2 separate regions of the Homo sapiens genome follow, and region 1 is linked to region 2. A link is a contact called in ENCODE Hi-C or POLR2A ChIA-PET data. All regions are on one chromosome and are shown on one strand. Each heading gives the region's core, a stretch centred on a gene start or an enhancer-like site at or near the end of the contact. The rest is flanking DNA. Distances are from core to core; before and after follow the strand shown. Region 1 overlaps PBX1 (PBX homeobox 1). Region 2 overlaps PBX1 (PBX homeobox 1).

Region 1 (5,124 bases), core at 1,490-3,989, 84 kb before region 2:
AGCATTCTCTAAAAAGGCAGAGATAGTCAGATAGCCTTTGAATATCAATTTAGACTTCTTTATTTTGATAGTATTTTATACCTTCCCAACAGCTTTCATTTTATCTCACCTACATTGTCTATGCTGACCCACACATCAAGCTTCAGAAGTAGATCCTGGATGCCTATTTTTTAGGAAAATAAGTTCAAAGTTACAGCTTACGCAAGTGCAGTTCTTCAATGTCCATGCTCTTTGCACTACCCTGGGCTTACACCAGGAATTCAGATAAGCATGGACTGTCTGCTTATGTGCAGGGATGTACTGGTCTCAAGTCAGTTACCATCTGAAAGCTAAAAAAAGGGAGTCAAAAGGTAGGTAACTGGAATAGGTGCAGGCAAGCAGAGAGAAAGTGTGGGAATCAACATGAGCACTGACTTTTTTTATAGACCAAAATGGAGTAAGGGCATGAGGGCAAGTGACTGGAACCAAGTTCCTTTTAGTACTATAGAGTTTCATCACTTATATATAAGTTATTCATAAATGATTTGGTGCCACAGTAATAAAAGTTGGCTCAAGGTCCACATTTGCCATGCTCCCTAGATTTCCAACTCCAACTCAATCTTCCTGGTTATGATGGTGTCATTCCCATTTGTACAGCACACACAAGACCTCATCTGGTCCTTACAACAGCCTTAGGAGAGGACTGGTTCTACCGGGCCCATTTAATAAATGTCAAAGTGAGACTTCATCATGTGAAGGGCAGAAAAGAGTGCATGTCTCAGGGGCCTTCATTAGGGGCAAGGTGCTTTCCCCACTTTATGTATAGCATCTTCTGGACCTAAGTCTTCTCTTGTGTCACACTTTACCCTGCAGGACCACAAAGATGAAGCCACTTCTGACACCAAAGGAAATGTGTCTTCTGCTCACCTTTGTAGGGGCCAGGAAAGAAAATGTACCCCAAGTACAGATCCATAATTTGGGGCCAGAGTCTCATTTGACCCCTGTGAGATTCTTCATGATCCACTCTAAAGCTTTAAGCCACCAAATTCGATGTATTTATAAGGGAGTCAAACCACATCACATGTGCAAGTTCAAAGAATCTGATGTTCGAATCAATTTGAATGGCTGGCCTGCCTTCCTTCTTTCCTTCTTTCCTCTTTTTTTTTTTTCTTTTTGAGACAGAGTCTCACCCTGTTGCCCAGGCTGGAGTGCAGTGGTGTGATCTCAGCTCACTGCAACCTCCGCCTCCTGGGTTCAACCAATTCTCATGCCTAAGCCTCTAGAGTAGCTGGGGGATTACAGGCGTGTGCCACCACACCCAGTTAATTTCTGTATTTTTAGTAGAAACAGATTTCACCATATCGCCCAGGCTGGGCTTGAACTACTGGCCTCAAGTGATCTGCCTGCCTCAGCCTCCCAAAGGGCTGGGATTACAGGCGTGATGAATGGATTTCTTAATGAGAGTTTTCTTATCTCACACAAGTAGGTTGACAACATTCCAGGTCCATGGTGGGGAGATGAGGCAGAGTGGATTGGGTACACTGGGTAGAAAGAGATGATATGCTTCTCTGTCAATTATTGTCTTCTTCCGCTACACTCAGCACAAGGCAACTGTTCTTGCTGGCTGGAACCATTCTATCGGGAACCACTGGGTTTCACACAATGGAAAGCCGTTGCAATCTATAAATCCAAGTCACATTTCCGAAACATTTAAGGGAGCAAAAGCAAAGTTATAAAGCAGTGCTCAGCCTCCATGAGGACCCAGAGAATGTTAATAGTAGGGTCTCCCCTCTTGATGATTGGGTTCCTGCAAGGTTGAGGGGCTGGATTGCTTTGCAGGCCCTGTGCCCCTCTGTGTCCTGGGCTTCTTGTGTTGGAATTCAGAACAGGATGGGTAGTCTGGTGTGTGGGAAGAATACAAGCTTGGACTTAGAATTCAAGCCTTAAGTCCCAAGCTAGCACTTATTGTCTGGGAGGCCTTGGATGACATCTCAGAGCTTGTTTCCTCAACTGTAAAATAAAGCCGGCTGTACTTGCTGTCTGCAGTTTTGCTGAGCCCCTAGCACATGGCTGGTGTGAAATCAATGTTAGGTTTTTTTTACTCCCTTTTCATGTCCCTTCAGATAATATGATTCGAAAGAGTACTATATTTTGGCTTAGCCTCTCTCTGAATGAGAAAAGTTGTTTTCGTTAAGTAGGCACATCTACTGATGTGGAAAAAAAAAAAGTATATATGGAAAGACCAAAAAATATCCTCCCTTTTCAGAAGATGTAGAGTTAAACCACATTCTGGTTCAACAACATGAGTCCTTCATTTGAAATCTTGTTCTATTTAAATACCCTGTGGTTTTTAGTTGCAATTTCATGTTTTGCTTAATTGTCCAGAGTGGCAGATGTGATTTTTGTGTAAATTTCTATCCCATCTGTTTTTCTGTGCCAGAAATATATGTGGAAGGTACTGGGACCTCTACATAAGAATGAGCCTTATCTACACTTATAATAATAAACTTATAAACTTGAAAATGAACCAAATCTGAGTTGGCAGTGAGTACAGAAAGCCTTTTTTTTTTTTCTTTTTTTGATGTTTGTACTACCTCCCACTTTTACATCCTCCCCTTTGCTCCAAATCAGAATTCTTTGGGGATGACTTATCAAGAGATATTTTTCCTTGTGCAACTGAGAGTTAACACGTTCCTGGTACTTAGGAGTAGAGTGCAGTTGGACGCAGAAAGCCATATCCAATCCATATCCTGTCCACTCCTCCTCTCCGGGCCCCGCACATGTATATGCCTCCAGCGCACTCTCTGATAAAATTTCTAGGATAAAAAGGTATTCCTTGTATTCTAAACCAAAGCACTGGCTTTGTGAGCATGAGACCTGTGTGGAACCCCAGGGCCCCTCATGCAGAAGGACCCCGTGTTTGGTTTCATGCTCTGATGACGCCATCTTGAAATACTTAATTTTTGAATGAAGAGTTGACATTTTCCTTTTGTACTGGGACCCACAAATTATATAGTCTGCCCTGCCTCAGAATGTATTGTTTGTATTAAGAACTATTTTGTAAAGAGTGAACAGACATAATTAAAACAGAATAAGCAGGTCACAGTTAAGGCATATTCTCTTTTGCAATAGGTCCAAATGGACCTTGGAATCTAGCTTTATGACACTTCCTGAAAATGTGTTATAGGTTGCAAAGAAAAAAAAAACAGGATAAAAGCTCACACCTGTAATCCCAGCACTTTGGGAGGCTGAGGCGGGCGGATCACGAGGTCGGGAGTTCGAGACCAGCCTGACCAACATCGTGAAACCCCGTCTCTACCAAAAATACAAAAAGATTAGCTGGATATGGTGGTGCGTGCCTGTAATCCCAGCTACTCAAGGAGGCTGAGGCAGGAGAATCGCTTGAACCCGGGAGGCAAAGGTTGCAGTGATCACACTACTGCATTCCAGGCTGGGTGACAGAGCCAGACTCTGTCTCAAAAAAAAAAAAATAAATAAATAAATAAATAAAAGAAAAGGAAAGAAAAGAAAATTTCTGGAATACAACCCATTTGTAAACTGGAAGCCATTGATAAGGAATATAAAACTCTAGAAAAAGCCTTTATTTTTTATCCAAACTTGGAATCAGAGGGCGTGGGATAAGGCCAAGTCTCTGCTTCTCACTAGCTGTGTGACCATGAGCAAGTGTCCTGCTGCTTCTCTCTCAGCATGAGAGTCTTTTATTTATTTCCTCAGGAGCCCTTCCTAGGGCACAATATGTGTAAGGGATGGTACTTGATTGGTGTTCCTCATAGGTAAAGCAGGGGTGATGATGATTAATAACAATAATAATGGAAGTGAGAGAAAATAGAAATAAGAAAATAAAGTGCTCTGGAAACTGTAAAGTGCCAGGCAGATGTTACTCTTCTTAAATCTGTAATGATGACACTTTATGTTTCTACAATCACTGCTCAGTCCAGCTGTTTCTCTCAAGTCTTCCTTCCAGCCTTCCATGCAGCCACATTTAAACTGTCCTTCTAGATTCCCTTCACCCTAGCATATACTAATCTCCCCCTTCTCAGCTTCTGGATTTTGTGCTTGAATGATGTCATACAGTTATTCAGTTTCTGTTGTCACCCAAGTCACAAATTTATTAAATATCATCATGGCCATCAGCTGCTGCATGTACTGCTTTTCTGATTGCCAAATGAGAGTTACCCATCCAAGGGCAGGGACCATATTTTACCCTTCTTTTTTCCCCCAACGGCATTTAGAACTTTGCTAGGGGCATGGTACATGTTCATAAATATTTTTTAATTTATTCAAACAAGGTTAGCAGAGTCAGTGAGGATAGTGCATAAAGCCACCAGCTATGATTTCACATAACAGTATTTTAAGGGGCATTTCACACCCTGACAGAATGAGAGTATCTGACTCACAGTGACACAAGTTTCCATGGTACCCTGGAAACTGGATGGTTTTATAATGAGACAGACCTAAGTTAAATTCCAACTCCTCTGCCTCTTGTTAGCTGTCTGACTCTGGGAGAGTCAGTTCACTTCTCAAAGCCTCAGTTGTTTCTTCATCTGTAAACTGGGGAGAACCACATTTATCTCACAGGATTGCCATCAGGTTTAAATGAGTTAACATGTGTAAAGCAATTAGACTAAAGCTGGGCACACAGAAGGCATCCAGTAAGTGTTAGCTGCCTTCTCTCCTGTGTTTACTAGGTGAAAGTCATTTTGAACAGCTGTTTGCTTTTTCCTGCCTTAAATCTGGCACCAGAAGGGAGCCATTATCGGGAGCCAATCATCTTCATTGATGAAGCCAAGTTCCCTCTTCCTGTTCCAAGTTTCCAAAACAAATGAGAATAGAAATTATTCTGTGTTCTTCAATCAGTAAAATACATTGATGCCCACTCCACTGCACATGTACATGTGCACAATCTCACACATACATGTTATCGCACATATACCAGAAGCAATTTGTTTTTAAAGATAACACTGACTCTTGCTGGGCAGAGACAAAAATCATGGAAGTAGGTAGGGCTACATGTACATCTTTATACTGCTTGCTCTTTTTTGTCAAGACATCACCTCTATATGTTTCTAAAACTGAGGGTTAAATCACTGTCTGTAAACTGTTGACAACCATATATGTGGCCGC
Region 2 (5,183 bases), core at 543-3,042:
CCATTTCCACCTCATAGGAATGAATAGCCATGACAGCAAGAAACCTTCAAAAAGCAGGCTGTTGCAAGGTGTGAATAAAACACTGGTGGAATCTGCCAGTGATGCTTTTGTATGACTTAGACATCTCCTAAAAGACAGGACTAGAACCCTGGATTCAGAAAACGAGGCCCGCGTCTTGGTCAGATCAAGAAACATCCTGTGTCCTTGAGGAAGTCATTAACCTCTCTGAGACTTACTTTCCCAATCAGTAATTGGTTCTTGTAATTTATGTCTAATTCCTAAGGTTGTGGTGAGGATTACGTGAGGTAACATATCTATAAGTGAATTTTCTTTTGCTTCTTGCTGAAGTTCCACACACAAGACTAAGTAGTTCTTAACCATAAAACGTTATATAAGGTTTATTTACTTTCAGTATTATGGAAATGAGTGCAAGCAAAATAGGATTATATTCTGTAAATATATCGGGAGGGGAACAAAGAAGTGCTATCGTCAAACACAGTGCCCCAGATCTTTTTGCCAATACAAGGTGACATAAGGACTCTGTCTCAGGAACCTCATGGGAAAAGCACTCCCTTCCTTTTTAAGTGATTTCTGAAAGCAGAGGGTGATAATTCTCTTTTCATATTTATTATCCTCAGGAAGTAACTTCTTCATGTATCTTGATGCTCAGAGAGGTCATTTGGGTCTATGAATCTAGAACACTCAGAGAAATATCTAAATACAGTCTTTTCAGTGAAAGGACTGGTCAAAGAAGAATCCTGGTCTGCCTCAAATACCTGAGATCCCTATTTTCAGTGTATTATGGCATCTAAAATTTTTAAAGCATTTTTTTAAGCCTGCTTCTCAAAACTTAGGGAAAGCAGTAAAGCATAGATTGCCTTTTATCTCCCTCAGTTTTTCAGAATTCATAATGCATAAGAGAGGTCAAAGAATAAAGACTTCTTTTATTTCTACAATGCTTTCACAAAGTGTCCAGAAACAGGGAAAACATGATGATAATGTTACCTGCCAGAGATAGGTAAGATCTATCTACAGATATACCTACAAAATGCAAACAAGACCCTTGAGCTTAAGGAATTCACAAGGATATTCATAAGGCTGCTTTAAAGGTAAGCATAGCTGTTAGATATTCTGTACATAAACAGGAAAGAAATCTTTAGAATAATTACAGGCTGGGCGCAGTGGCTCATGCTTGTAATCCCAGTATTTGGGAAGGCCAATGCAGGAGGATCATTTGAGGCTAGGAGTTCAAGACCAGCCTGAGCAACATACTGAGACCCCTTCATCTCTATGAAAATCTAAAAAATACATAAAATTAGCCTGGTGTGTTGGCACATGCCTATATTCCCAGCTACTCAGGAGGATTGCTGGTGCCCAGGAGTTAGAGGCTGAAGTGAACTATGATCACGCCACTCCACTCCAGCCTGGGTGATAAGAGTGAAATCCTGTCTCAAAAACAAAACAAAACAAAACAAAACAAACAAAATCCAATAAATCTTAAAGTGATCCCTCATCAATACTGAAAAAAAAAAAAAAAGACTTCACACAACACAAGCACATCTCAAAAGCAAAATTTGACAGTAAGTTTCTGGACCATGTTCAGCAGTCAGTCCTTAACTAGTTTATTCTAAGATGGGTCCGCATTAAAAGTGAGAGTGTGTATGTGTTTTGGAAGGTGGGGTGGTAGTTCCTGACACATTAACAAGGTGATACAGAAGAAAGACTTAGATTCCATTCAGATGATCTGGTTTTGAAAACCAGTTCTACCACCACCCAAGTAATCTTAGGCAAGGCACTTAACCTCCTGGAGCCTCAGTTGTCATACATAGGAAGATTAATGACATGTACCTGGCTTATCTCCTTTGTTGCGTAAGTCAAGATAATAAAAGTGAAAGAATATGGCCTGTTAGAAGAATCGCTGGGCTTGAAATCAGAGAGTCCGGGTCAAAGTCTTATTTTAGACACTTTCTAATGACCTTAGGCAAATTCCTTGCAATTTTGGGTTTCTTCTTCTGTAAAATGGGGCTATTTCTTCTGTCTCAGGACATACCACTTGGGATCAAATGAAAACACCTGATATGAAATAAGGAAAGCTATACACCACCACACAAATCTGAATGCTATTGACTGATACAGGGCCATGCAAATACAGGATGTTACTGTTATCTGCTTACTAATACATATCAGCAGCTTTGAGTTTTCAACCAAAATTTGATGATGGTTGTAGAATCACCACTCTCTTGGAGGCTTTCTTTCCCTCCATCCTCTGCGTCAAGACATGCTTAGTAAATAGCTTTCCACATCAAAAAACTCACAGCCTGGGTTCTGAGCAGTACTCGCCTATGGGAAAATAAGCAGAATGAAAGAAAAGGGCCTGACAACTCTAAGAGCTGCTCTGCCCTTGCAAGGATCCCATCTGCAAGGAAGGGAGGTATGAGGGGAGCAAAGGAAGAACTCCTTCCGTCGGCACAAGTTGTTTCCCAGGGACGAACTCTGATCCATGACGGGACTCTGCAATGGCAGCAGCCACAGGTTTTATGTCCCCGAGCACAGTGGCCTGATTACTCAGTTACCAATTCCATCAGCAGCCTGAGGAATGAGGTTGCTATTTAACAGTAGAAGAAAAATAAAGGTAGAACCTAAGGCCTGGTGATCCTTAGGGCACATAATTAGTTTCTCTTTTTTTTTTTTAAGTTGAAAGTATCCAGTTTATGGGTACAGTTAAGAGTTAATAAAAACAGCAACTATTAAATGACTAAAAGACATCATTCCTAAAATAAAAGCTCCTTGAGGTCAGGAGGTTTGGTTTTGTTTTCCTTATTTTGTTTACTGATGTATTCCAAGAACAAAGAACAGTGCTGGCATTCAGTAGATGCTCAATAAGCATTTACTCAGCAGACGGATGGATGAGCTGATGAACAGGTTCTTCCCGTGGGTTCTGGAAGAGCTGTACCAAAACCAGGCTTTTTTCGAAATACCTGCAAAAAAAAGTGGATGATTCCAAATCCAACTGAAGTGTCTGCTCTCTCTCCAATTCAGAACAACCAGAAGGGCCTGTCTGAATTAGTAATGCATTAAAGAAAAGTAGGATTATTATATTCCAATTCTTTCCATCAGATGTAAAACATTATTGGTAGATCACATCTGTTTTAATAAATCTGTAAGAAAGACGTGTAATTATAATTATGTTACCATTGTATGTAAATGGCATTTTAACAAGACATATTAATACATTTTTATAGAGTACTTACAGCATACACTACAGAAATACTTAAAGGTGCTATTTTGATTGCTTGGATTCTTAAACGTTCCCTCTGAAGTCTTTACATATTAGTGTATTTAATGTTTCTTCATTTCCGGGTAAATATTTTTACCAGTTAAGACAAAGGCAAATTTGAGTTCCCGGGACCAAATATCAAAACATTGAGGACAAAAGGGTTTAATTTTTTTTTAACTTTTGTTTTAGGTTCAGGGGTGCATGTGTAGGTTTGTTATACAGGTAAATTACATGTCATGGGGGATGGGTGTATGAATTATTTTGTCAACCAGGTAATAAGCATAGTACCTCATAGGTAGTTTTTCAGTCCTCACTCCTCTTCCACGCTCCACTCTAAAGTAGGCCCCAGTGTCTAGGGTTTAAACTAATGAATGTTTTTACAATTGAGTTTTCATTTACTTTCTATGTTCTGGCTTCAACAGGTTACTGAAGCTGAGTCTCTCTCCTCACAGGCATCTAGGCCTGACAATCAGCTGTGATGATGTATCTTTGAACAGTTGTATCTCTAAGAGGAGGCTATAATTAACCTTGAAATTAATATCTTAATATATCAAAAGTCAATTGATTTATTTTAAATGCTTAGTTTTTCAACTCATTTTTCATTTACTTTCTAGTGTTCATTCCCTATGATTAAAAATACATATGAATATGTATATACAGGTATAAATGTACATGTTATAAACATACATACAAATTTCATTTTCTATTACCTGAGCACAAAGGAAAAAAGTAAAATCGGCTTTCTTTTATCTAGTTCTTAGGTTGAGTTTGTATTACAAAGAAAATGATTTATTAATGTATTTATTTGAGATAGGATCTCACACTATAGCCTCGAACTCCTGGGCCCAAGCAATCCTTCCACCTCAGCCTCCTGGGTAGCTGGGACTACAGGCACGCTCCCATCATGACAGGTTAATTTTTAAATTCTTAGTAGAGTCAGGCTGGTCTCGAACTCCTGGGCTCAAGCAATACTCTTCCCATGGCCTCCCAAAGTGCTGGGATTACAGGCATGAGCCACCATTCCTGGCCAGGAAAGGGTTTTAAATTAAAAATGCCAGGCTCACACATAGTAGGTGTTCTGTAAGTGTCTATAGAGTTATGAATTAAGAATAAATTAGAAATAATGCACAGAAACCTAAGGAACTGAGAGTTTTCGTTTCGTTCAGCCTAGGGAAGAGAAGATGAAGAGGTAAAAAATAAGTCTTCAACTATTTGAATGCAGGAGAGCAATAGATTTATTCTACATTGTGTCCAAAGGGAGACCTCAGACAGAATGGGGAAAGTTCCACTGAAGCAGATTCAGTTCACCATGAGAAAAAACAGCCTGTTTGATGTATACAATAGCCTAGCTGCATTTTTTTGTAAAATAATAATTATCCTGAAGGCTCCTTTAAGATAGAAGAATTTATGATTCTGTGATCTTCTTTCCTATTTCTAGAAGTACTTAGACAATATTCAGAAACATTAGCAGCCCTGTAGCAGTCATTGTAGTAGTGGTAGATCCACTGCATAAGAGTATAAAATCAGATCGCTTTATCTGTACACCAAACCTCAGCATCACACAATATACTCAGGTAATAAAACCTGTATGTGTACCCACTGAATCAAAAATTAAAGTTGAAAAAGAAAATAAAATCAGATCCCTCATGAATCTGTAATTCTAAAGTTGTAAATGCTCTCTCTTTCAGATATCCCCAAAACAGGAGTATGGGCTTTGCTTAAAATTTTTTAAAAAGGTAAATGAATATAATAAATGTTTGCTTTATAAACCTCTAGAATATAATTTTTAAGTAACTAAGTTCTAATTCCTTATGAAATATCTATAGGATCTGACTGAAAATAGATTTTCCTTCCACTTTCATTAAACCATGTAGGTCCATCCTACCAACATATAGCTATACGAATA

Evidence for each region. Hi-C counts contacts between places; a loop is a spot of excess contacts on that map. ChIA-PET counts read pairs that join two places held with the same protein, here RNA polymerase II (POLR2A). Pooled maps may share reads with other maps.
Region 1: a map of PC-9 shows a loop between it and region 2 (9-fold over the local background). The contact joins two enhancer-like sites. A Hi-C loop is called at or near these places in 3 of 168 maps with a recorded cell type or tissue (Caco-2, Calu3 and PC-9) and 2 of 50 pooled maps. POLR2A ChIA-PET finds 5 or more read pairs at or near these places in 5 of 52 experiments (A549, AG04450, BJ and 2 more).

Annotation. Positions count from the first base shown.
Region 1 is chr1:164,765,085-164,770,208 of GRCh38, reverse strand. The region is part of intron 2 of PBX1 (PBX homeobox 1); the gene reads right to left. It overlaps PBX1-AS1 (PBX1 antisense RNA 1), which reads left to right. Exons shown (of 4, transcript NR_038072.1): 3 at 93-350; 4 at 853-1,093. Among named protein-coding and RNA genes, the nearest start is that of PBX1-AS1, 7.0 kb to the left of the region's middle. Within about 2 kb of position 2,739, at least 4 of the 41 ENCODE cell types and tissues checked have a DNase peak (open chromatin) inside an H3K27ac peak, as active enhancers do; they include PC-9, where a contact is called at or near this core.
Region 2 is chr1:164,680,105-164,685,287 of GRCh38, reverse strand. The region is part of intron 2 of PBX1 (PBX homeobox 1); the gene reads right to left. Among named protein-coding and RNA genes, the nearest start is that of PBX1-AS1, 92 kb to the left of the region's middle. Within about 2 kb of position 1,792, at least 3 of the 41 ENCODE cell types and tissues checked have a DNase peak (open chromatin) inside an H3K27ac peak, as active enhancers do; they include PC-9, where a contact is called at or near this core.